Regions from separate parts of the Homo sapiens genome. Here region 1 is linked to region 2. The links are chromatin loops, found by intact Hi-C in ENCODE. Cell type or tissue: heart right ventricle. All regions are shown on one strand. Links, peaks and the distances in the headings refer to the core of each region. The heading gives the core; the rest is flanking DNA. Region 1 overlaps ZNF609 (zinc finger protein 609). Region 2 overlaps CSNK1G1 (casein kinase 1 gamma 1).

Region 1 (11,307 bases), core at 1-5,000, 470 kb before region 2:
GAGGAAAGGGAGGTCACTGCTCAGAGCACTGCCCATGAGGGCAGCAGAAGGCAGAGGGAATGATGGGTATGAGGGAGGCTGTTTTGGGGCCCTGCCAAGAGGTCTAAAACAATGGTTTTTGGGGAGGACTCAGAACCCAACTTGAACAAAAACGAGGAGGCAGAAACCTAGGGAAAAGGCCTGTAGATCAGAGGGGATCCTCTTGAGCAGATGGTGACCCTAAGCCTCTCAAGTGTAGGGTTCCAGGGTCCTTGGAAATCAACTACTACTGGGCATTGTGCTTACTGTCCCCTATTTCCCATTTTCCAAACTGAGTCGGAGCCAAGTTCCTGCTCCTAGTCACTTTTGGCACTCTGGTCACACACTCCCTTTTCCAGCCTACACTGGTGTCTGTCAGTCTTTATCTCTCTCTCTCAATCCAGAGGGTCATGGAAAGATAGGAGGGGAGAACAGAGGGATGATACCTCAAAAGCCAAGTAAGCTAAGCTCCCCACACCTTGGGGAAGACATGACCCCAATAAAGCTACCAAATCATCCTCACTTTCCCAGTACAAAGAGTATAAAGCTTCCATTGGGAGACTGCATTTCTAAGGAGAGCAGAGAAATGTTGGCTGCCTCAAAGCACAGCTCCACTGAGTACATTCTGAGACTCTAATAAGTAATGGCTTGGATGTGTTATTCCAGGGTCTAAGGAACAAATAACCTCCCATGGCCAGTGGCCCCTCAAACAAAATATGTGTTACCAAGAAACACAGCTTATATTGGCCCACATGGAGGTTATAGACTGAGCTATATAAAATCATGTACTTGTAGACAGAGGAATTGGGCTGTATATATCTGTGGCCTCAAATGAGGAAGATATCAGATGGCTAGATGACAGGACATCTCCAAGAACTGCTGGGTGCTCCCAGGGGCTGCCTTCTGGGCCTTGCCCTAAGGTGACCTGGCAGACTCCAAGGTTCCCCAAGCTGGGGGGAATACTAGTTTATCTGCCTGAGGCTTAAGAGCCAAGCAGTGGAAAAGAAGAGGCAAGACCAGTGTGGGGATCCCCCTGGGAAAGGCACCAAGGGGTTAGGAGGGAAGGGAAAAGGGCAAGGAGTTGGGGAATAAGAAGCAGCAGGACTTAGTGGGGACGCAGGTTCTACTTCACAGACGTCATTCATGCTCCAGCACCAGCTTGCTCCCAGTGTCCCTGGGGAGCCCTGTGCTGGTGTTGGAACCCCTGCCCCCTGCCTCACAGGCAGCTCAAGGCCATGTTGGGGCAGATGCCTTGGTCTTCCTTTCCAGGCTAGGTTGTGAGCGTTTATATGTGCTCATGTAAATGGGGAGAAGTCTCCACATTTGAAGACCTTGTTTTCACAATTATGTAGAAAACAACCCCCAATTTCTTTCCTGAGATTCTAGTTCCTCCACATGCTGCCAATTCCCAGGGTGCAAAGCACTAGGGAGATGCAGAATCTGGTGATGGTGGTAATGATGGTGAGGGGTATGGCTGCTGTGCTGTCTTCAGACCTTACCCAGTGCTTGGGGGTGGGGGTCCCTCCCTGGTGGGCGGGGGGGCTGGTACTGCTCCAGCAGCAGACCAAGGGCTTGGGGAACAGAGCAGTGGCTTCTCTGGGCTGAGGCCATGTTCCCCTGGTTGCTTCCCGTGCCTTCATCTCCACAGAGGCCACAATAGTCATAACTGTGGCTGAGAGAATAAATATTTTTGCTAAGTACCAGCTCTCCAGCTCCTGAGGAAGAGGTAGGGTCAGGTAGTCCGGAGGTCTGGTGGAGGTGAGATAGCCAAGGGTCTGCCTTCAGTCATGGTGGAAACGGCAAACAGGATGATCAACACCATTTAACTGATGTCTAAACGGCACCTTCAGCACCTCCTTGGGTAAGCCAGTCCGGGCCCGTGAAGCTGACTTTATCCGGGCACTTGGTGTCTGCAAGGGAAACATGGACAGATAACCAGGCACTCAGCCTGTTGGTAAAAAAACCACAAGGTGGCACTCCAAGAAAATGAATTGTAGGAGTGGCCAGTACTGGTCCCTAGGGGACACTGTGTTCCACAGGTCCTCTCAGATGCACATGGCTTCACGGGAGACTCTTGTACAAGAGGCTTGGCCAGGGTTCCATGGATTCCAGACTGCTGACCCCTCATAGCTATTTCTCACCTAGGGATTCTGTGATCCAGGTAGCAACTATCCCGGCTTTATGTGTTGCCCCAAATTAATAAAAGTGACTTACCATTCTCACCTCCTGGGGGGTGGGTAGAGTGAGGGAGTTGAGCCTTGTTGGCTGGCAACAATGGCTGTAGAAGAAAGCCCTGAATAAGCAGGAGAACATGTTAGTGTAGCACTCACAGAAACCTTCCATTAATCTTTTTCCCTGAGTTTTGGGGTGCTGACAGAAAAAAAAATCTGATACTCAGCCAGATATATTTGCTGGAGATAGATAATAAGGCTCTATTTCTCAGCTGATTGTTTCTCTTTGCCTTTGGGGAACACCTGTTCCATATTCTTCTGACTATCAAGGCCAGTATTCTGGAGGAATTTAAGAGTCCCCAAACTCCAAGGGAGGAATAAATATCATATGCTTTAATGACTGCAGGAGGTTAGGACTGTGCACAGATTAGAAGCTCAAAAAAAAAAAATTAAAAAAGGATTCTTATGAGGCAGGTAGGAGGGTCCTAGCTGTGGACATTACTACTGGGATGAAGATAAACAAAACAAAACAAGACAAAACAACAGGTGGTAGGGAAAACAGGCTTACCTGCTGCATAGGGTAAGTTGTACTGTGCTGGGAGCAATGAGTACCCCAAGTGGTGGTGGTGGTGGTGTGTGGACATCAGGCGCTGGGAAGGAGAGGTGCGGGGCCGGTCAACACTCCGTTCACCCCCACTTGCTCCCCCGACGCTGCTACAGCTGCCACCACCCCCAACCACCCCACAGCCTCCTCGATCTCTCTCCTGAGAAGTTTTATCACTTATCTGGAAAGGAAACCAGAGACACAAAAGCACTATAGTGAGACACATATGCATACAACCACACACACACACACACACACACACACAAGTGAGATGCCCAGGGTGCCACCTTATGACCCCTAAAAGTGCAAGATACCTAAGAATAAAGAAGATGCCCTGGGGGCTGCCAGTGTCAAGTCAGCCAAGCTGCACTGTGGTCAGGACCTGAACTTGCCCACCTTCTCCCAGACCCTGGATCTGGCCTTACTAGTCTTTGGGTAACAGCCAGCATCACTGTACTTTTCTTACCGTGGGAGACTTGCTCTTGTAGTGACTGGCATGCTGCTGCAAGATGTCCAGGGCTTTGGACTCTGAGCTGGATTTACAAGTCACACTGGGGCTGGCTCGTGCCTTGTCAGCATCTTCACCACCTGAGACCTTGCTGCCATATGGGGAAAAAGAGTAGCTGGAAGGCAGGTAGGAACCTGTGGAAGGAGAAATCAAACAGTCAAAGAGATGGGAGAGGTAGAGGAAACTCTGCTTTAGTGAGCTTGATTGGGTGGGCATCAGCTTTCCTAGGCACAGGCTGAGGTATTTTCTAACATAGTGTCTTTGGCTGAGACTGTTGGCTTGACCTTTCTTTACTGAGCTCTACAGGAAAAATTAGCTAAGGGATATTAGGAACATGGCCCTGTTTCCTGCTTCCAACTTCCATAGATCTGATACTGTTCTTTGAACTGGTCTCAGATTCATCTTGGAGAAGTGATATGATAAAGTGGAAAGATCACACTTATCTGGAGTCAGAGCCTTGGGCTCAAAACCTTACTCTGAGACTTACTAGCTTGGTAACCTTGAGCAAATAAATAACTGTTTTGAGCTTCAGTTTCTTCATCATCAAAAATGAAGATATCAATACTTATTACTTAAGGTGATAGGGAGGATTAAAAAAGATAATGTCTATAAATCTCAGAGGACAGCGCCTGGCTCAGGGCGAGCACTCAACAAATGCAACTATGATTTTTATATTGATGGGTGTGAGTGACAGGGATAAAGGAACACCTCAAGGGTAAGAAATTTCCTATTTCTGTTTGAAAAGCTTATTTCTATTTAGAGTGTGCTTTATAATAATGTCACCAGAATGTTGAGACTATTTAGGCTGCTGTAGGAAGCTGGAGGCTCTAAGGAGTGAGGCTAAAGCAGTGCCCTTCCACCCCAGAAGCACCCCACATGGTTCTTTGGGCAACAAAACGAGTAGAGTTAAATAAGAGCATTTTCTTCTAACAAGTTAAAAAACATTTAAGGCCGGAGCGGTGGCTCATGCCTGTATCTCAGCACTTTGGGAGGCCAAGGCAGCCGGATCACCTGAGGTCGGGAGTTCAAGACCAGCCTGACCAACACGGAAGAACACCGTCTCTACTAAAAATACAAAATTAGCCAGGAGTGGTGGCACATGCCTGTAATCCTAGCTACTTGGGAAGCTGAGGCAGGAGAATCGTTTGAACCCAGGAGGTGGAGGCTGTGGTGAGCCGAGATCACGCCACTGCACTCTAGCCTGTGCAACAAGAGTGAAATTCCGTCTCAAAAAACAAACAAACAAAAAACATTTAAACACTATAAAGAGCTTGTCTTTTCCAAGCTGAATCTAGCAGGACCTCCCCCCAGTCTGACTTCAGATGGCTCTTCTTACTTGACAGGTGAACATGATCTGGCAACTGAATCCATGCATTGTTATGGTTTGCATTTTATTTGTTCTTTGTGTCTCTCCACTATGATTAAGCTGTAAGCTCCGGGAGTGGAAGGAACTCAATGGCTCTACTTCTTTTGTACCTCCCACAGTGCCTAGCACACTGCAAAACGTGGAGTATATGGTTTACAAATTCCAGCTGAGGGGAGACAGCAGTGACAGAGAAGGAGTTTTACCTTTAGTTAGCAATGAAAACTGACTACAGAGACAATCCTTGAGCTGGAGCAAGGGAGAGAGAGGTAGTCACACAGACTATCATTATGGGTCATTCAAGGAACTATGGGTTATGGTGGCCACCTCACAGAATGACTCAGTGAAAAAAGGTCCGTCATCTAAGCGAGCCTCAATATGCCTTGGGGCTGAGCAAGAAAACTCTGGATGTGAAATCTGTGCTTCATTCCCCCTTCCAGTGAATGGAATAGTGCTGGCACTTGGTGCTGTACCTGGGTAGTTCTGCATCATCACAGCAGGCATGCTCCGGTAGCTGGGGTGGTTGGGGTCGTAGGACTGACTGTAGGAATAGCCGTGCATGTAGGGGATGTAGGACTGGTGCTGGGTAAGTGGGGAGGACACAGGCACATGGACACTTGGCCGGGGCTCCTTGCTCCCAAGGCGAGACTCCTCTGACGTGGGCAGCTTGCAGTCACTACTTGTGCTTTCCTTCCCATCTTCCTTGGGGACAGAGTCCTTACTCCGACTCCTTTCCTCCTTCAATTTGCGGTCCCGCTCCTCCTTCCACCGCTCATCCTCTGACTTGATGTCTGAGTACTTGGCAGGATAAACATATGTCCACATCCGGGGCTCTGCCTCCTACAACAATCACAGAACAACGACTGGGTGTTGTACAGATAAGACAGATATACTTCAAGCCCAAGGTCCCAGTAGAACCACCAGAGCAGATAATTAGTACTAGACACCTGGGGCAGAGTAGGATTTTGGCCTCTACTGATCTTGTTTATAATCCAACTCTGCTCCCTTTTGGTTAAAAAGCCCCCGCCCCCACCTCTGCACCCACCCACAGGGAACAAGATGGGGCAGGGGGAGAAAAGGAAAATCCATCCATGCATCAGTGGATGTTTTCTAGGTAAGAACAAGCATTCTGGGAAAACGACTGAAATAGGAGAGGCTGCCCCTTCCAATATGTTTAGATTGTTTCACTTTTTCAGAGCACGCTCAGGGACTGGAAAGCTTATAAGTGACACTCAGATCAGAGGAGGGAGGGAAGCATAACTATTATACCAAGAGGGAAGGGAAGACATTCTAAGTCTCATGAGCAGAGCAAGATATGAGATTCCAAGTTCCTAGTTCTAACTCAACCTATAAAATCCTTGTTAAAGAAACTCAGTAACTGAGTATACTTTGGACCTACTCTAAAAAATAGAGAGACCATCAATAACTCATTTCATAGGAACCAAACAGTGGAGGAAACACGGACAAGGAATCGAGATACCTGGGTTCTAATCCTGGCTCTGCTAGTGAGGTCTCAAGTAACCCCAGACAAATTAAGCTAACTTGTCTGGGCCTTTCCTGTCAAATGGAAAAAACACCTGCTATGGATATAAAAGTGCTTTTTAAAAAACATTAATATGAATCCCTGTGCTTTGGGAGGCTGAGGCGCGAGGATTGCTTGAGGCCAGGAGTTCAAGACCAGCCTGGGCAACATAGTGAGACCCCTCTCTACAAAAAATTAAAACATCATCTGGGTGTGGTGGCATGCATCTGTAGTCCTGGTTAATTGGGAGGCTGAGGCAGGAGGACTGCTTGAGCCTAGGAGTTGGAAATTGCAGTGAGCTATGACTGCATCATTGCATTCCAGCCTGGGCAACACAGAGGGACTCTGGTCTCTATAAAAACATAAAAATAAAAAAAATTACGACTGGGCGCAGTGGCTCACGCCTTAATCCAGGTACTTTGGGAGGCCGAGGTGGGTGGATCACAAGGTCAGGAGATCAAGACCATCCTGGCTAACATGGTGAAACCCCGTCTCTACTAAAAATACAAAAAATTAGCCAGGTGTGGTGGCGTGCACCTGTAATCCCAGCTACTCGGGAGGCTGAGGCAGGAGAATCGTGTGAACCTGGGAGGCAGAGGTTGCAGTGAGCTGAGATTGCGCCAGTGCATTCCAGCCTGGGTGACAGTGCCAGACTCCATCTCAAAATAAATAAATAAATAAATAAAATAAAATAAAAATTGGCTGGGTGCAGTGGCTCATGCCTGTAATCCCAGCACTCTGGGAGGCTGAGGCAGGTGGATTACTTGAGGTCAGGAGTTCCAGACCAGCCTGACCAAGATGGTGAAGCCCCATCTCTACTAAAAATACAAAAAAAATTAGCTGGGCATGGTGGCGTGTGCCTGTAATCTCAGCTACTCGGGAGGCTGAGGCAGGAGAATTGCTTGAACCTGGGAGGCGGAGGTTGTAGTGAGCCAAGATTGCACCACTGCACTCTAGCCTGGGCAACAGAGTGAGACTCCATCTCAAAAAAAATAATAATACTAAAATAAAATAAAAAACATTAAAATAGTTTACAAAGGTAAAGAATCCTTAAAATTATACATCTCTCCTGCTAATCTCAATTCCGTTGAACCCCTGTATAAGGACAGCCCTTATTTGTGAGGAAGATAGACGATTACCATACGGTATTTCCACTTCCTCCCAGGGCAACAGTTACCTGTCGGTACCAGAGTATTGGATCCATCTCTGCCTGTCGACCACACTCAGCACCTGTCTTGGCCTCAGAGGCCTCCTTGCTTAGGTGGCTGGCATCACTCAGCTTCACTTTAAGGCCTTCAGGGGCCTGGCCCGGGAGTTTTGAAGAGTCATCTAACTTGGGAATGATGACTGATTTGGCTGGGTCAGCCCCTGGCTCCTTGGCCTTGCCAGGTCCTGATTTCACCAGGTCTGTCAGGCTGGGGGCCTTGGTGAGAGTTGGTGGAATTGACGGCTTTTGCTTCCACTCTTCCTTGAGTGCTGCCTCCCGCTCCTTCAGGCCCATCTCTGCCTTCTTGTCCACTCCCCGCTGCTGCTGCTCTAAGCTCTGGCGTTTCTGCTGTTCTTCGTACTGCTGCCGGTAAGCCGTGTTAGTGCTCAGAAGGTGGGTGTGGTAACTCTGGTCGCTGTAGCCATAGGGGGGTACATAGGCATACTGGTTGTAGTACAGGGACTGCATGTACATATTGGGACGCTGCTGGATGACCGAGGGCTGCTGACTGGAACTGCTCAGCTCGGGCTTCTTTTCTTCACAGATATCGTTCTTCACTTTCCCTTCTATGCTCTCAGGTTCCTCATCCCTTTTTGTCTTCAGGGCCTGGCTCTCCACTCCTGCCTGGCTGCTGGGGTTCAGAGCCCCAGGGCTGGACTGTGCATAACTTGGAGAATAGTAACTCTCAAAGCCTTGGTAATATGGTGAGTCTTTGCTCTGAGGCTGAGGGGGAAAAAGAGTTTTCTTAGCCCCTTCTTTAACCAACTGTTCGGCGTCCTTTGATTTGACACTGTCTACCTTGCCCTCCCCATCCTCCCCAGCATCAGAGATGTCAGAGTATGCAGGGCTGTTGGTTTTGACTGAGCTGGCTTCAGCTCCATTCTGGGTCACCACATGTAAGGGAGTCAGGGGCTGAGTAGGGGTAGTGTTTTCAAGGCGGCTACTGCCTCCAATGGAAGGGCTGGGGGCATTGTCCGTGAAACTGTAGATCTTGTCGGCTTCAGCCTTGATGCTAGCCAGTCGGCTTTGGTGGGGGTCTGATGAGCCATTTAGGAGCCCCTCCATTTTCATCCCATCTCCTGAAGATTCCCTGAATGGGCTTTTGCCTTCCTCTGCTCGACACACCTTCCCAGGGGTCAGAGGACTTTCAAGTTCCTTTGAAGATTCCTTCTTTTTTTTGTCTTTCTTTTTCTTGTCCTTGGCTGGAGTCAAGGCAGGGTTGACTGTGAAAGGTTCTCCCATAACAGTGGGCTTGGGCTGAATGGGCTTGAGTTGGGGACTGTTGGGCATGGCTTGTGCCACTGTGGCGGTCAAGCCTGAGGAAGAGCCTGGGCTCGCTGCTGTGAAGGTGGCTGTCTGGAAGGTGTAGATTTGCTGTGGGGGGATGGCAGGGGCAATGGGACGGGCTGACTTTAGGCTCTTGGAAGGAATCTTTTCAGGTTTTAAACTAGAGGGTTTTTTACATTTTTCTTTTTCCATACACTTCCTTTCTAAAGAATCAAAGGCATCATTGCTTGTTTCATCCATCACTGAGGGTCCATCATCAGAGCCATCATTGGATAAGGCCCCAAGGTCTGTGTCCCCTTCCCCACTCAACTTTTTCTTACAGAGGCCTTTTGTGCTGAATTTGCTTGAAGGAGAAGGGCTATGGGGCTCTACAAGTCGAACTTTGGGGGTAGCTGAGCGGGCAGGGGACAAGGAACCTTTTTGTGAGACAGATGCACCGTTGCAGCTCCCAAGATCTGCATGGAGAATAGGTTCCTCTCCGTACTCACTGTCCCCATCCGCTTCCGGCTTGCTGTCATCATCTGTATGGGCATGAGCTTGGTGGTACTTAAGTCCATTGATGTGCTTGTACTTCTTGTTGCAGTTTGGGTGGGGACAGTCAATTAGGACGGGGGAGGGGCAGTTTCTGTCCAGAACAGTGGGTTCTACCTTTGTCCCAGGAAGGGGGCCAGTGGCTGAGCCCATGGAATTAGTACGGACACGCTTGCTCCCTTTGGAGTCCTCTGAGCTAGAATTCAGCTCCATGTCTGAAAGGGGTTTGTTTTTCCGCTTATTAGCTGAGGAAGGGCTGGCCTTGACATCCTCAGAAGTGCTGCTGGCAGGTGGGCGGTGCTCTGAAGAATTCTGGCTGCCCCGACGGCCTTTGCTATTGGCTCCTGCCCGGGTTTTGCTGCTGTTACTGGTCCCTTTGCTGTCAGAGGCTGTGGCTGTCTCATTGACAGGTGTATTACTGTTGGGACGCATGCGTTTGCCTCTACCCCGGCCATTGCGCATTTCCAGGTCACTGGTCGGGGAGTCACAGAACCTTGGCAAAGGATAAACACAACAGAATATTATTAAGAAGAGAAAACATCTTCAAAGCAGTTTAGCTGTAGCCTCCAGAACTGTCCAGATGGTGACTATCATTTTCAATGAATATGATTTGTTAAAAGAAATTCTGATTGTGAATTGCACTAAATGGTGAACTCCTGGGATACACGTTAGCTGCAAATTATTCCCAAACATTTACCTCTAAAACCATGCAGAATCTGTTCCGTAAGATAGTCAAGTCAACATTTCCTATATACAGCCATAGTCATGGTTTCAGAAAAGATGTTAGAGATCATACAGGAAATTGAGGCCAGGCATGCTAAATGACTTGTCCAAGGTAACATCACTGATTAATGGCAACATACAACAAGACTCTAGCTCTACTTTTAGCCCAATGCCTTTTTCTTACATACCTCACTATGAAGATATAGAAAGGTAGAACAAAGCACCTATCCATTTAAGAGTTCCCTAAACATCAGATATAACCAAGAGTACATGAGTTCTTTGAATGTCTGGAGATCTGCACCTAGGGGTCACTCCTCATAGGCCCTAAAGTAGCTTTTCATGGAGCTTAAAACACTGCCTAGAATTAAACCTTTAGCTAAGATTGGTTCCCTTGTAAATCTAAAGATGGTTTTGACTCTCTTGTTCCAGGGGGCAGCTGGAGTAGGTTGTTTCTAAGACAGTGGGAACCATAGCTATTGCAGAAAAGAGGCAAATTTTGTCAAATATCTCCTTTGGGTTCCCAGAACAGTTCTACTGTAAAGCTACTTACTGCTTCCTTGTTATCAACCTACTCACTCAGCTCCTATCTCTCTGGATTCTTGCATGCCCAAAGCAGAAATAAGTCCTTCCAATAGGTTTCTCAGAAATGCAAAGGGAGGGCATAAAGAACTTTACTAACTTGTTTTAGCTCATATGCTTCTGATTCTTTTTTTTTTTTTTTTTGAGATGGAGTCTTGCTCTGTCGCCAGGCTGGAGCGCAGTGGCACGATCTCGGCTCACTGTAACCTCCAACTCCCTAGTTCAAGTGGTTCTCCTGCCTCAGGCTCCCGAGTAGCTGGGGTTACAGGCATGAGCCACCACGCCCAGCTAATTTTTGTATTTTTAGTAGAGACGGGGTTTCACCGTGTTGGCCAGGATGGTCTCGATCTCCCGACCTTGTGATCCACCCGCCTCGGCCTCCCAAAGTGCTGAGATTACAGGCGTGAGCCACTGCACCTGGCCTGCTTCTGATTCTTATCAGGGCAACTATTATGGTCTGAATATAGTCTTTTTTTTTTTTTGAGATGGAGTGTTGCTCTGTCGCCCAGGCTGGAGTGCAGTGGAGCGATCTCAGCTCACTGCAACCTCCAACTCCCTGGTTCAAGCGGTTCTCCTGCCTCAGGCTCCCGAGTAGCTGGGGTTACAGGCATGAGCCACCATGCCCAGCTAATTTTTGTATTTTTAGTAGAGACAGGGTTTCACCATGTTGACCAGGCTGGTCTCGAACTCCTGACCTCAGGTGATCCACCCGCCTCAGCCTCCCAAAGTGCTGGGATTACAGGCGTTAGCCACCGCACCCAGCCTGAATATAGTCTTATAAAAGTCTAAGCCTT
Region 2 (12,681 bases), core at 2,335-7,334:
TGTAATCCTAGCATTTTGGGAGGCCGAGGAGGACGGATCACCCAAGGTCAGGAGTTTGAGACCAGTGTGGCCAACATGGTGAAACCCTGTCTCTACTAAAAATACAAAAATTAGCCAGGCATGGTGGCATGTGCATGTAATCCCAGCTACCCGGGAGGCTGAGGCACGAGAATTGCTAGAACCCAGGAGGCTGAGGCTGCACTCCACCCTGGGTGACAGAGCAAGACTCCGTCTCAAAAATAATAATAATAATAATGAACTGTTTCCCTGTCTCTGCTGCTAATTAGCTATGTGATGTCAGGCCAGTATTAACTTCTCTGGGCCTCACAACATCGAAAACTGGGTTGGGTAGTCTTGTCCAAATAAGCATAAGAAGATGTGGGCAGAAGGTGAATGTAGCAGTGGCATTTGTCTCAAAGGTCACCAACAGTTTGATATCCTACCTGGGAATACTTCTTTTGTCTCAAATGCTTAATTTTCTGACGTAGCATATAAACAACTGATTTCATTTGTCATTTGCAAATTGTGACATTATGAGGTAAAATTGAGCTATCATTTTAGCAGACCTGTACTATCCCACTTTTTTTCCTAGTCTTGATATTTGTTGTGTACGTATTTATAGCAAAATATTTTTTTGTTTACAAGTCAGTGAAGTGACTCAGGGCGGTGAAAGGAGATGAATTTTACTGTTATTTCAATAATTAAAACCTTGGTCTGGCTAAAGAAACTGTTTTGATGTATTTTCCTGATATACTTCTTTACAGTCTTTCTATCATTTGTTTCTCTTTCAGCTTTCTCGAATGGAATACGTGCACTCAAAGAACCTCATTTACCGAGATGTCAAGCCAGAGAACTTCCTGATTGGTCGACAAGGCAATAAGAAAGAGCATGTTATACACATTATAGACTTTGGACTGGCCAAGGAATACATTGACCCCGAAACCAAAAAACACATACCTTATAGGGAACACAAAAGTTTAACTGGAACTGCAAGATATATGTCTATCAACACGCATCTTGGCAAAGGTGTGTTTTTTTCTGTTCCATGAAAGGGGCGAGTCATTAGAACAGTTTATTATTTCTGTAACATTATATCCCCATTGTGCATTACAACTTGTGGTTTTTATTGTTTCACAAGGTTGAGTGATTTTTATACATGAGAAGTTGAGATGGTAAGTTAATGACTTTTCAAAGAATCCTATAGACTATGCATAGGTTCTTAATTCTTTACACTGTTTCCAAATGTTTAGTTTCTGAGCAGTGTGAGTACTTGAATTATTGTAAAAAGAGGATAGCATTTTAATGAGTTTAGTAATGAATTTGGTATTTACTTATGTATGACCCTATATATGATAGTCCTGAAGAGGACATCAGGCTGGGTCAGCGGTGGGGAAGAGTGCCTCACTAAAAATGGAGTAGACTTCTGTTCACTGCACATAGTTCTGCACAGAAGTCTTCAAGGAAGAGCTTCTGTCTTATTCAGTGAAAATATACTTGGTTTACCATTAGTCTTGCAATTTACTCAGGATAAACAACCTGCACAAATATTGTTAAATGCTCTAATCAAGGCAGAAGACCTTACCTGTGAGGAACTAGCCCAAGGGGGAGAGTATTTGTCAGAGAAGCCTAAGGAACAGTGGGGAGACCAAGCAGGCAGAGCCCTAGGCTTATCCACTTCAAAAAAGCCTCCCTTTTTTATGTTTCATATATTGGGCTTCCATGGAAGATTCTATTTGAAGAAAAGACTCCTAGGTGATTGAAAAAAACATGTTTGAAAATCAACATTCTAGAGAGTAGACAAGCAGAATATTCTCAGATTCCATACTCCTAGGCAGAAATAATTATAAAATATTCTTAAATATTAGTGAACTATTGCACACTAAGATGTATTTTATTTTATTTATTTTTTTGAGATGTAGTCTCGCTCTATCACCCAGGCTGGAGTGCAGTGGCACGATTTCGGCTCACTGCAACCTCTGCCTCGCGGGTTCAAGCAATTCTCCTGCCTCAGCCTCCCGAGTAGCTGGGATTACAGGCATGCATCACCACACCTGGCTAATTTTTGTCCTTTTAATAGAGACGGGATTTCACCATGTTGGCCAGGCTGGTCTTGAACTCCTGGCCTTAAGTGATCTGCCTGCCTCGGCCTCCCAAAGTGCTGGGATTACAGGTGTGAGCCACCGTGCCCAGCATATTTATTTTATTTTTAGAGACAGAATCTCACTCTCACTCAGGCTGGAGTGCAGCAGTGTGATCATAGCTCACTATAACCTCAGTCACCTGAGCTGGAGAGATCTTTCTCAGCCTCAGTAGCTAGGGTTACAGGCGCATGCCATCATGCCCAGCTAACTTCTAAATTTTTTTATAGAGATAGAGTCTCACTGTGTTCCCCAGGCGGGTCTCAAACTCCTGGTTTCAAGAGATCCTGTTGCCTCAGCCTCCCAACACACTGGGATTATAGATGTGAGCCACCATGCCTGGCCTGCACATTAATAAGTATTTTAAAGACTAATGTAATATCTACTAAGTTCCCTCATTGAGTAAACTACACAGGTTATTCACCTGAGGAATTCAAGTGATAGTGAAGAGTAAAAAATGGCATTACAAAGTAGTATGATACAATTCGATTTGAAATTATGATGTTATCAAGATTTTTTCAGTAACCACATGGAAATCCTCACTTAAGTAAATGTAATACTTTAAAATTAGACTAGAGGTCCTCTGGTACTTACTATCAGCGTTACTTTGGACAAGTTACTTAATCTCACTGAAACTCCTCTGTAAAATGAGGGTAATGCTTCACAGGGATATTTTGAGGGTTGAATGGATAATATATGTGAAAGCACCATGTCTGACATAGGTCTCTTGCATAGTGCTCAGCATCCCCTTCTTCCTTCACAATGACAAGTAATTTTCCATTTTACAAGGAAACAAAAACTGTATCTTAAATAATAAACTTAAGATTATGTGGTTTAACTGACAAACTCTAGAAGTTGTTTTAATGCCCACTTCCTGGGCTCAGCCATTTGTGTACTAATTTTATTGTTCTTAAGAGGAAAGACAAGAACAGACAAGGGATGGGTGTTCATGTTATGTTTGTATAAGATACAGAGTAGTGGTTAAGAAAAAGGATGCAAATCCTGGCGCTCTTTCTTAATAGCTATGTAATTTTGATCCAATAACCTTCTTCCCTCAGCCTCGGTTATCTCATGTATAAAATGGGTATGATAATTATGCCTGTAATATATGGTTCTATGAGATAATGTATGTAAAATGTTTAGCATAATGCCTGATAATAGTAATATCAGTCCATATTGTAATTATCCCGATTATTATTTATTCAACAAAATCTGTTTTAAGCATCTACTGTGCATCAGTCTGTTTCATCTCTTGGTGTACTGCCATTCCTGCCGGGACTTTTGAGTTTACCCCCAGACTTGGCTTACTGAGTACCAGAGTTTTTCAGGTCAAATCTAACCTGTCATCATATTTTGTGCTCTCTGCATTACAGAGAATACATAAAGAAAGTTGTCACTGCTTTTTAAACTCTTTCCCATGCCTCAAACGATAGAAGTTTTTGTAGGAACTCTAATGCTATTGGTTTTTAAATGTGTTGCATTTTTTTGTGTTGCAAAGAAGAAATGACTGAGATGTGTATTTTCAAATGGCTTTGAGAAAATCACTTCTTAATTTTACAGAGGAGGAGGACAAGAGAAGAAGCCTCCTAAACCTTGCATTAGTTGCCACATCAGAGTAGCCACACTTACTTAGTCCATTTTGTGTTGCTATAAAGGAATACCTGAGGCTGGGTCATTTTATAAAGAAAAGACCTTTAAATTTGGCTCAGGGTTCTGCAGGCTGTACAAGAAGCATGGCACTGGCATCTGCATCTGGTGAGGGCCTCAGGGGCCTCATGCTGCTTCCACTCATGGTGTAAGGGGAAGGGGAGCAGCCAGCATGTGCAGATCACATGGGAAGGGGGGTGCTAGGCTCTTCTCACCAACCTGCTTTCTTGGGAACTCATCCCTAAGGGAGGTCGTTAATCAGTTAATGAGGGATATACCCCCATGACCCAAACACCTTCCATTTGGCCCAGCTTCGAACATTGGGATCAAATTTCAACGTGAGGTTTGTGTGTGTTGGGGGGTCCGGGGGAAGGACAGAAATCCAGACCATAGTAGCCACCTTCCCACTGATTAAGCTTTTACTGAGAAGCCCAATTTATATTATTTAATGGTTGAAATTAGGGTGAGAACACTGGGTTACCTTGCTCCCTGCCTTCAACAAATATATTTAACCTAAAATCAGGGATGTTATGCATGTAAACCAAGCACATCTTTCTGATTGGATGAAAGCACACCTTTCAACCAATCAGAAGAATTGAAGAATTTTGTGTCCTGCTGGTCTCACTGGTATTGGAAACCTTTCTTCTTTGAAAATGAAAATATGCTGCATGAAAAAATGAGGGCATGTAGAAATAATGAATTGGACAAGTGTGGAGTGTTCAAAGTCGTATGAAAATAAAGCATGCTCTGGTTTTCACTCTTATTTTTTTCCTGAAAGGCCCTAAAGGCTTAAGTTATCAGATTATTTTAGAATTTTAGAGCTGGAAAATGACTTTTCAAATTCTCCCCAGATTGAACACTTTATTTTCAGATGAGGAAACTGAGACCCAAAGTAGGTGACTTGACCATGCTTAATTTCACTGGATTAAATTAGTGGAAAGGATAAACCAAGATCTAGATACCTAAATCGTTGAGCTGATTTAGGTACCCTTATTTTGGGTACCTTATTTAGGTACCCTTCCTGATTTAGGAACCCTTATTTTTCCTATTGTCCCATATTCTATAGTTCTTTTTCATAGTTCTCAGGATTTGAAAAGTTACTTTATTACTTATTCCAGTGAGTTTTAAAAATATATTAATCTCATAATTTATTTTGCTGTGAAATCTTTTTTCTGTAGGCCTGATCAATATTGAAAATGTGGAGAGTTTTCGCCCTCTAGTGCTCAACTGTTTAAAATTCAAACATTTGTCCAGTGAATTTTTAATAACCAAGGGGCTTCTTGTTACAGGAAGTGGATATAAAAATGGAGAGGCAATGAGTAGGTGTGATACAGTATGAGAAACTGCAGAGTCGTTTCTCTATCTGCCCTGCTTTGTGGGAGGCCTCCACTCAACTCTCCTTGTTCTTTTCTCTTTTTCATTTGTGCATCCTTAGGTTGTGTCAACAAACTGTTTTTGTATAACTGCTTTTTTTTTCAATTATGAATATTTTATTGCAAACTTCAGACAAGCCATGTAGACAAAGGATTCTGATGGTCATGCTGTTTTCATTCTTTTTAAGATTGTTTCAATTGTTGTATACCAACTCAGTTTTATGTTATTTATCTCTGTCAGGGTACCTCTCCTTCCCATTAGTAACCATCTTTTTACAACCTCCATCAAATCATTATTTAAAAAGTTGCCTTTTCTTTCTTCATCTACCCTGTAGACTACTATTCTTTTTCATGCAAATTCCCTATAATTTAAGGCAATAGTTAAACATGTTGCACTTCTGTATTTTGAGTTAGCTGAGTGGCTTTCTCTGGCTCTCTTGGGTTTTACTTTCTGTACAAAGAAAGCACAATCAAGTTGAAGGTAGCCTCTTAGTCTTGCTTCTGTAGTTTATTCAGATAAAGCCCTAAACTTGATTCTGAAAAATAAACACATAAAATGTCTGAGATGGGCCAGGTGTGGTGGCTCACACCTGTAGTGCCAGCACTTTGGGAGGCCAAGGCTGGTTGATTGCTTGATTGGCCCAGGAGTTCAAGACCAGCCTGGGAAACATGGCAAAACCCAGTAACTATAAAAAATACAAAAAGTAGCCAGGGATGGTGGTGCATGCCTGTAGTCCCAGCTAGTGAGGAAGCTGAGGTGGGAGGATCACTTGAGCCCAGGAGGGCGAGGCTGCAGTGTCCAAGAACATGCTACTGTACTCTAGCCTAGGCAACAGAGCGAGACCTTGTCTCAAAAAAAAAAAAAAAAGAAAAAAGAAATCTGAGACTAAACCATAATTGGCAAATTCAAAATGAATGCATGGACTGGGTGCAATGGCTCACATGGGTAATCCCAGCAGTTTGGGAGGCTGATATGTTAGATTTGCTTGAGGCCAGGAGTTTGAGACCAGCTTGAGCAACATAGCGACATCCCATCTTCACAAAAAATAAAAATAAATAAATTAGCCGAGTGTGGTTCCACACACTTATATTCCTAGCTACTCAGCTGAGGCAGAAGGGTCCCTTGGGCTCAGGAATTTGAGGCTGCAGTGAGCCATGATCACAACACTGCACTCAAGCCTAGGAAACAGAGCAAGGACTCTGTCTGTAAAAAAGAATAAAGAAACGAAGGTGTGTACTACTTAGATTCTAACAATCAAAGAATGTGTAGGATGTTTTCTGAGATGAAGTTGCAGTTTTTTGTTAACTATTTTGCAGTTCTTTGTCATCTTCACCTTCCCAATTAAAAGGAGAGAAAAACCCAGCAACTTGTTTTAGATACGCTTCCAGAATGCAGGGACTTTGATTTTTTGTTTTATTTTGTTTTGGGATGAGGTCTCATTATGTTGCCCAGGCTTATCTCGAACTCCTGGGCCGAAGCGATCCTCTCACGTCAGCCTCTTAAGTAGCTGGCACTACAGATGTGTGTAGCCTTACCCATCTAATTTTGAGGAGACCTTAGTAATAAATTCTAAAATGTTTTTGAGGTTATAGGACATGGTACAAATTGAATGGGAGCCAAGAGAGTATGTACTGATGTTCATTGATATGAAACTTAATTTTAAGTGTTAATTTTTATGATGAATAAAAAGCACTTGGCATGTTTGCTAGGCATTTTGCAGCTTGTATCTTTGCAGGCCTAGCCAGAATGGACTGTTTTAACAGTTTGGGTTGCTTAATCTGCTGCTCACTCTCTGGTGGTAACTAAAAGGTAATTGTAGCCCATATACTGGAAATAGCATTTCATTAAAATTTTATCACTTTCAGGAAGGTGACAGCATTGAGTGAGGGGTGGAAATTCACTGTTTAGTGATTTGGGCTTGGTTTTAATTCAGAATTTGCTCTTTTCTCTTGATATTTACTTACCATCAACAGATCTAGGCAAAGGAAGTACACATCGGTTTAGGGTTTTGATCTAAAATACTATCCTTGGTTTAAATATACAAGTAATTAGTAAGCAGAGCCTTTCCAGAGCCGAAGGGTTTCTGAAGGGATTACTTGGTTTTGAACCTCTTTCTGCTTTAATAACTGCAAACATAATGTGTGATCTGTCTTCCCTTTTAGAGCAAAGCCGGAGAGATGATTTGGAAGCCCTAGGCCATATGTTCATGTATTTCCTTCGAGGCAGCCTCCCCTGGCAAGGACTCAAGGTATCCTTGAAAGTGTTCAGTGGAGGGCTTTGTTTCAATGCTCAGTTGTTAATGAAGGAGCCTCTGGCTTCATGTTTTTAAGAAATGTGTAGGGGGCTGGCCAGATGCGGTGGCTCATGCCTGTAATCCCAGCACTTTGGGAGGCTGAGGTGGGAGGATTGCTTGAGTCCAGGAGTTTGAGATCAGCAACATAGTGAGACCCCATCTCTATTTAAACATAAACAAATAAATATTTTTTTAAAACAACACACAAAAAGGATTATTGGCTAATTGGCTCTGGAGATAAGAAGCAGGGACTAATTACATTAGTCTACATTATAAATGCTCTCCTGGGCTTTGGAAACTGTTTTGTTCACATTTGTCTTCCGTTTCTTAATTTTTCCTTGTTCTTGGATTTTCCATGATCTTTTCCCTCATTTCCTCCCAGGCTTGACAGTGCTGCTTTTCTCTCTGTGTTGGTATTCCTCCTCCACTACCATTATGTAGCAGGAGGAGTGTTCCCAGTATGTAAGGGAATTTCTGGAACAAATTGTTGACAACAGCTGCTACACATTTTACCAGAAAGGCCAGCAGGGTGTACTCCTCAGGAAAACTTGGAAAATATTTGTTTATCCTATGTAGGCTAAGAACTCACCTGAACTAAAATGAAAATCCAGGTTTAAGATTGCTTTTCAAGTGTATTATTGAATAAATGCCTATTCAGACAATATCTATTCATTGCAAAATGTGTAGAGTTTAAATAGCCTTCCTTAGGTAGGTGTCAGTACAGTGGTTACATGTCAGTTTACTATTATAATTATGAGCATTATCATTACTCTGTGCCTTTGGCTGTTTGGCTAGGAAATGGTGAGCTTCTAACCCATTGTAAGTCCCATTAGTATCTTGTGAGACTTTTTTTTTTTTTTTTTTTTTTTTTTTTTTTGAGACAGAGTTTCACTCTGTTTCCCAGGCTGGGCTCGCTGCAACCTCCACCTCCCAGGTTCCAGCGGTTCTCCTACCTCAGCCTCTTGAATAGCTGGGATTACAGGTGCATGCCACCACGCCCAGCTAATTTTTTGGTTTTTGTTTTGAGACGGACTCTCGCTTTGTTGCCCAGGCTGGAGTGCAGTGGTGCAATCTCGGCTCACTGCAACCTCCGCCTCCTGGGTTCAAGCAATTCTCCTGCCTCAGCCTCCTGAGTAGCTGGGACTACAGGCACACGCCACCACACCCGGCTAATTTTTGTATTTTTAGTAGAGACGGGGTTTCACCATATTGGCCAGACTGGTCTCAAACTCCTGACCTTGTGATCCGCCTGCCTCGGCCTCCCAAAGTGCTGGGATTACAGGCGTGAGCCACTGCACCCAGCCAATTTTTTGTATTTTTAGTAGAGACGGGGTTTCACCATGTTGGTCAGGCTGGTCTCGAGCTCCTGACCTCAAGTGATCACCCATCTAGGTCTCCCAGAGTGCTAGGATTACAGGCATGAGCCATCGCGCCTGGCCCAAGACATATTTTTTGGTTGTAATTTATTTCAACATATTAATATGGAAAGAAACTTAATCAGTAGTTTGGGGTACTCCTACACCCCCTCTTCCAGAAAGGCAGGATGGTTCATTTTGCTGTAGGCTTTCTAGACTATTGTCCTAAAACGTAAGACTTCCACCCATTCCCTTTGAGATTTTATTTCTTCACTCTTAAATTCCTCTCCTGTCATATACATCTTCTCATTGATTTTTATAGCTTTCAAATAGAGTTTCATGTCAAACTTGGTCATCATACAGCCACACAATGCATTAGTGTATTATTAATTGCTTGAAACTCTCTCGTTGTCCATAAATCATTTTAGTGGTAGTTGTAGATCTAAAATTTCTCCTATTTACTTCAGAACACTATTGCTTAAGTCTGAGTGCAGCAAGCTAGGTAAAGCCTGACAAGAATTCCCTAGGAGCCCACTGTTGATCCAGGGTTCAGAAGCCCTCTGGCTATAGCTCTGAGCATACCAGACTTGGGCTGCTTTTGAGTTACTGACATACACCAAACCTGTTAGCCATGGCTGTACCATAGACAACTTTTTTCCCTCTGGAAGCACATTGTTGAAAGACATTTTTCAGTTATTGTTTTTTTTCTGTTCAAAGTCTCAATATATGTGTAGTAGAATTACTTATCTGTTTCCCCCACCTGGATTAGCAGTACTTTTAGAGCTGATCTAAGAGAGAATGCTGAATCATATTGAATTATGGTGGCCATGGGATATTACTAAGCTTCTGCAATTTTGAAAATATTGGCCACATAATATTGTTATTTTCTTATCCTAGCCACTCATCCATTATATTTGATGGTGTTTATCTGAGACAACTAAATATTTTCACAAGTAAAATTTTCCAGAACACAGCAGATGTTTGTATATATCTAAATATATAATTTCTACTACATTTCTTATTTGTTAGTGTTAGAAAAAAAATCAAGACCAACAAATACTGCGAATTTGAGTGAAACAACCATTGTGTCCAAAAACATATTGAATCTCCCATGTTTAGGCCCTCTTTTAAAGTAACTTTCTCTCTTTACTCTCTACAGGCTGACACATTAAAAGAGAGATATCAAAAAATTGGTGACACCAAAAGGAATACTCCCATTGAAGCTCTCTGTGAGAACTTTCCAGGTGGGATGCTAAAAAGACATTCCAGTGTGACTGAGCTTTGAAACTAGGTAGAGTCCATGACTGGGTATCTCTAGATAGGGGTGCTGTTTAGGTAATTAACATTTCCTTTTGTGATACAGACCAAAGTAGGTTTTATCACTTTTATTTTGTCAGTAAAGAAAACATCAGTGTCAAATTGTCTGTATAAATAACCCCTTTGTGGCCCAATGCTTCCCCACAACTGCTATGGAAAGCATTCAGCTAATGAGCAGGGCCTTTCATCTCTTTCCTAACAGAGGAGATGGCAACCTACCTTCGATATGTCAGGCGACTGGACTTCTTTGAAAAACCTGATTATGAGTATTTACGGACCCTCTTCACAGACCTCTTTGAAAAGAAAGGCTACACCTTTGACTATGCCTATGATTGGGTTGGGAGACCTATTGTAAGTATCCTTTTTTTTTTTTTTTTTTAACCTCATTACCTCCTTTCTCCAACCAGCACTGCCTCATGCCTTTACTTGCCAGTCTTTCTGCTTGAATCTTTGGTAAAAATATTCCTTTGATCGTAGACTGTATATTTACTAGCCTTGTCTGGGTGTTGCCATAGGTTGCTCTTACTAGTTCAGAAGTAGGAAGTATTTTTTCCTAGTAATATAGGAAGATAATAACTTGTGTGTCCTAAGATAACAGAATTTAAGCCCAGTTTTTAGGAGAAGTTTCATTTGAATGATTCAGAAGTTTGTTTGTTTGTTTGTTTGTTTTCCCAGGCTGGAGTGCAATGGCGCCAATCTCGGCTCACTGCAACCTCCGCCTCCTGAGTTCAAGCGATTCTCCTGCCTCAGCCTCCCAAGTAGCTAGGATTGTAGGCACACACCACCACGCCCGGCTAATTTTTATATTTTTAGCAGAGACGGGGTTTTGCCATGTTGGCCAGGCTGATCTCAAACTCCTGACCTGAGGTGATCTGCCCTCCTTGGCCTCCGAAAGTGCTGGGATTACAGGCGTGAGCCACCACACCTGGCCCCATGATTCAGAAGTTGATGCCACATACGCTGTTAATGTACTTGACCTTTGTAGCAGTGGAACCCAGCATCATAGGAAGCTTTTGAATTTGTTGTTCTGGTCAGGGGTTCACAGGGCCAAACAGATATCAGTGGAGGAAATTTTTTTTTTTTTTTTTTTTTTTTTTACGGAGTTTCACTCTTGTTGCCCAGGCTGGAGTGCAATGGTGTGAACTCAGCTCACCGCAACCTCCGCCTCCCAGGTTCAAGCGATTCTCCTGCCTCAGCATCCCGAGTAGCTGGGATCACAGGCACGCGCTGCCACACCTGACTAATTTTGTATTTTTAGTAGAGATGGGATTTCTCCATGTTGCTCAGTCTGGTCTCGAACTCCTGACCTCAGGTGATCCACTCACCTCGGCCTCCCAAAGTGCTGAGATTACAGGCACGAGCCACCGCGCCCGGCCCTGGTTTTTTGTTTTCGAAGGTAAGCTACTCTCCAATGAACTATTAAGGACCAGGCTGCCTCCCTTTTGCAGATGAGCAAACTGAGAAGACAAGACAACTTGAAAGTGCTCTTGGTAGCTGAAAATAATTACTACTACTCTATTAGAATTAGAATCATTCTGTCCTTTGCATATGCATCAAGTTGGACCTGTTTCCCCCATTTGACTTTTTGTTTCATTTTTCTAGCCTACTCCAGTAGGGTCAGTTCACGTAGATTCTGGTGCATCTGCAATAACTCGAGAAAGCCACACACATAGGGATCGGCCATCACAACAGCAGCCTCTTCGAAATCAGGTATGTGTTGATCCTCCATTCTTTCAGACACTACCCTTCTTCTTGGCTAATATTAAAACCCAAATTCTTCAGCTTCTCCGCTTTAGTGTATGTACTGAAAATAAAGATCAAATGCTTGCCATTTCTTACAGGTGTGGTATGACTTTCAAGCAACCCTCAGGGCATGTATAGTTGCACTGAGATGTGGCCAGGTGCCCTATATGAAGCATCCAGTCTAAAGAGTCAGCCTGGCCAAGTGCAGTGGCTCATGCCTGTAATCCAAGCACTTTGGGAGGCCAAGGCAGGTAGATCACTTGAGCCAGGAGTTCAAGACCAGCCTGGGCAAGATGGTGAAACCCTGTCTCTACATAAAATACAAAAAATTAGTTGGGCATGGTGGCACGTGCCTATAGTCCCAGCTACTTTGGAGGCTGAGGTGGGAGAATCACCTGAGCCCGGGAAGTCAAGGCAGCAGAGAGCCAAGATTGCTTCCGCATTTGCACTCCAGCCTGAGTGATAGAGTGAGACCCTGTCTTAAAAAAAAAAAAAAAAAAGTGTGTGGGCCTGTCAGAGTCTGTTGGCTGTTGGGGGGAACTAGCTATAAGTTAGGATCAGAGGCATCTACCATAGGACCAAAAGACCTGTTGGAGGCTACTCTGGGCACAGTGCCTGTGGAGTAGCCCTACTCGCCAAGGAGCAGTTTAAAAAAAAAAAGACCTGTCGCACAGACAGGATGTACCAGGTAGCCCACTTTGGGTCTCATCTGTAGTCTGGTCTAGAGCTCTTGCCAGTTCTGGTTTTTCCTTGCTGGTTAAGAATGGTAGGTACTTTGGACTTCCAACTGACTTGGGCATGAAATGGAACCTCC

Evidence for each region. Peaks named below come from ENCODE experiments on the same cell type or tissue, not always from the same donor. Only the 100,000 strongest peaks of a DNase experiment are listed, where the experiment ranks them.
Region 1: a loop joins it to region 2, with 5 times the contacts of the local background. A loop is called at or near these places in 22 of 110 quality-filtered maps.

What each region holds. Positions count from the first base shown.
Region 1 is chr15:64,672,313-64,683,619 of GRCh38, reverse strand. ZNF609 (zinc finger protein 609) reads right to left here. Exons shown (of 10, transcript NM_015042.2): 5 at 7,364-9,704; 6 at 5,138-5,504; 7 at 3,260-3,435; 8 at 2,758-2,974; 9 at 2,233-2,311; 10 at 1-1,928. The coding sequence ends at 2,238. Among named protein-coding and RNA genes, the nearest start is that of OAZ2, 25 kb to the left of the region's middle. In heart right ventricle, for the core only: a CTCF peak has its summit at 2,005 (motif pointing right); a DNase peak (open chromatin) is centred at 2,000; H3K27ac peaks cover 1,213 bases.
Region 2 is chr15:64,202,235-64,214,915 of GRCh38, reverse strand. It overlaps CSNK1G1 (casein kinase 1 gamma 1), which reads left to right. Exons shown (of 12, transcript NM_022048.5): 6 at 792-1,026; 7 at 7,322-7,407; 8 at 9,967-10,051; 9 at 10,327-10,475; 10 at 11,727-11,834. Among named protein-coding and RNA genes, the nearest start is that of PPIB, 46 kb to the right of the region's middle. In heart right ventricle, for the core only: a CTCF peak has its summit at 4,985 (motif pointing left); no DNase peak of the experiment used is centred there.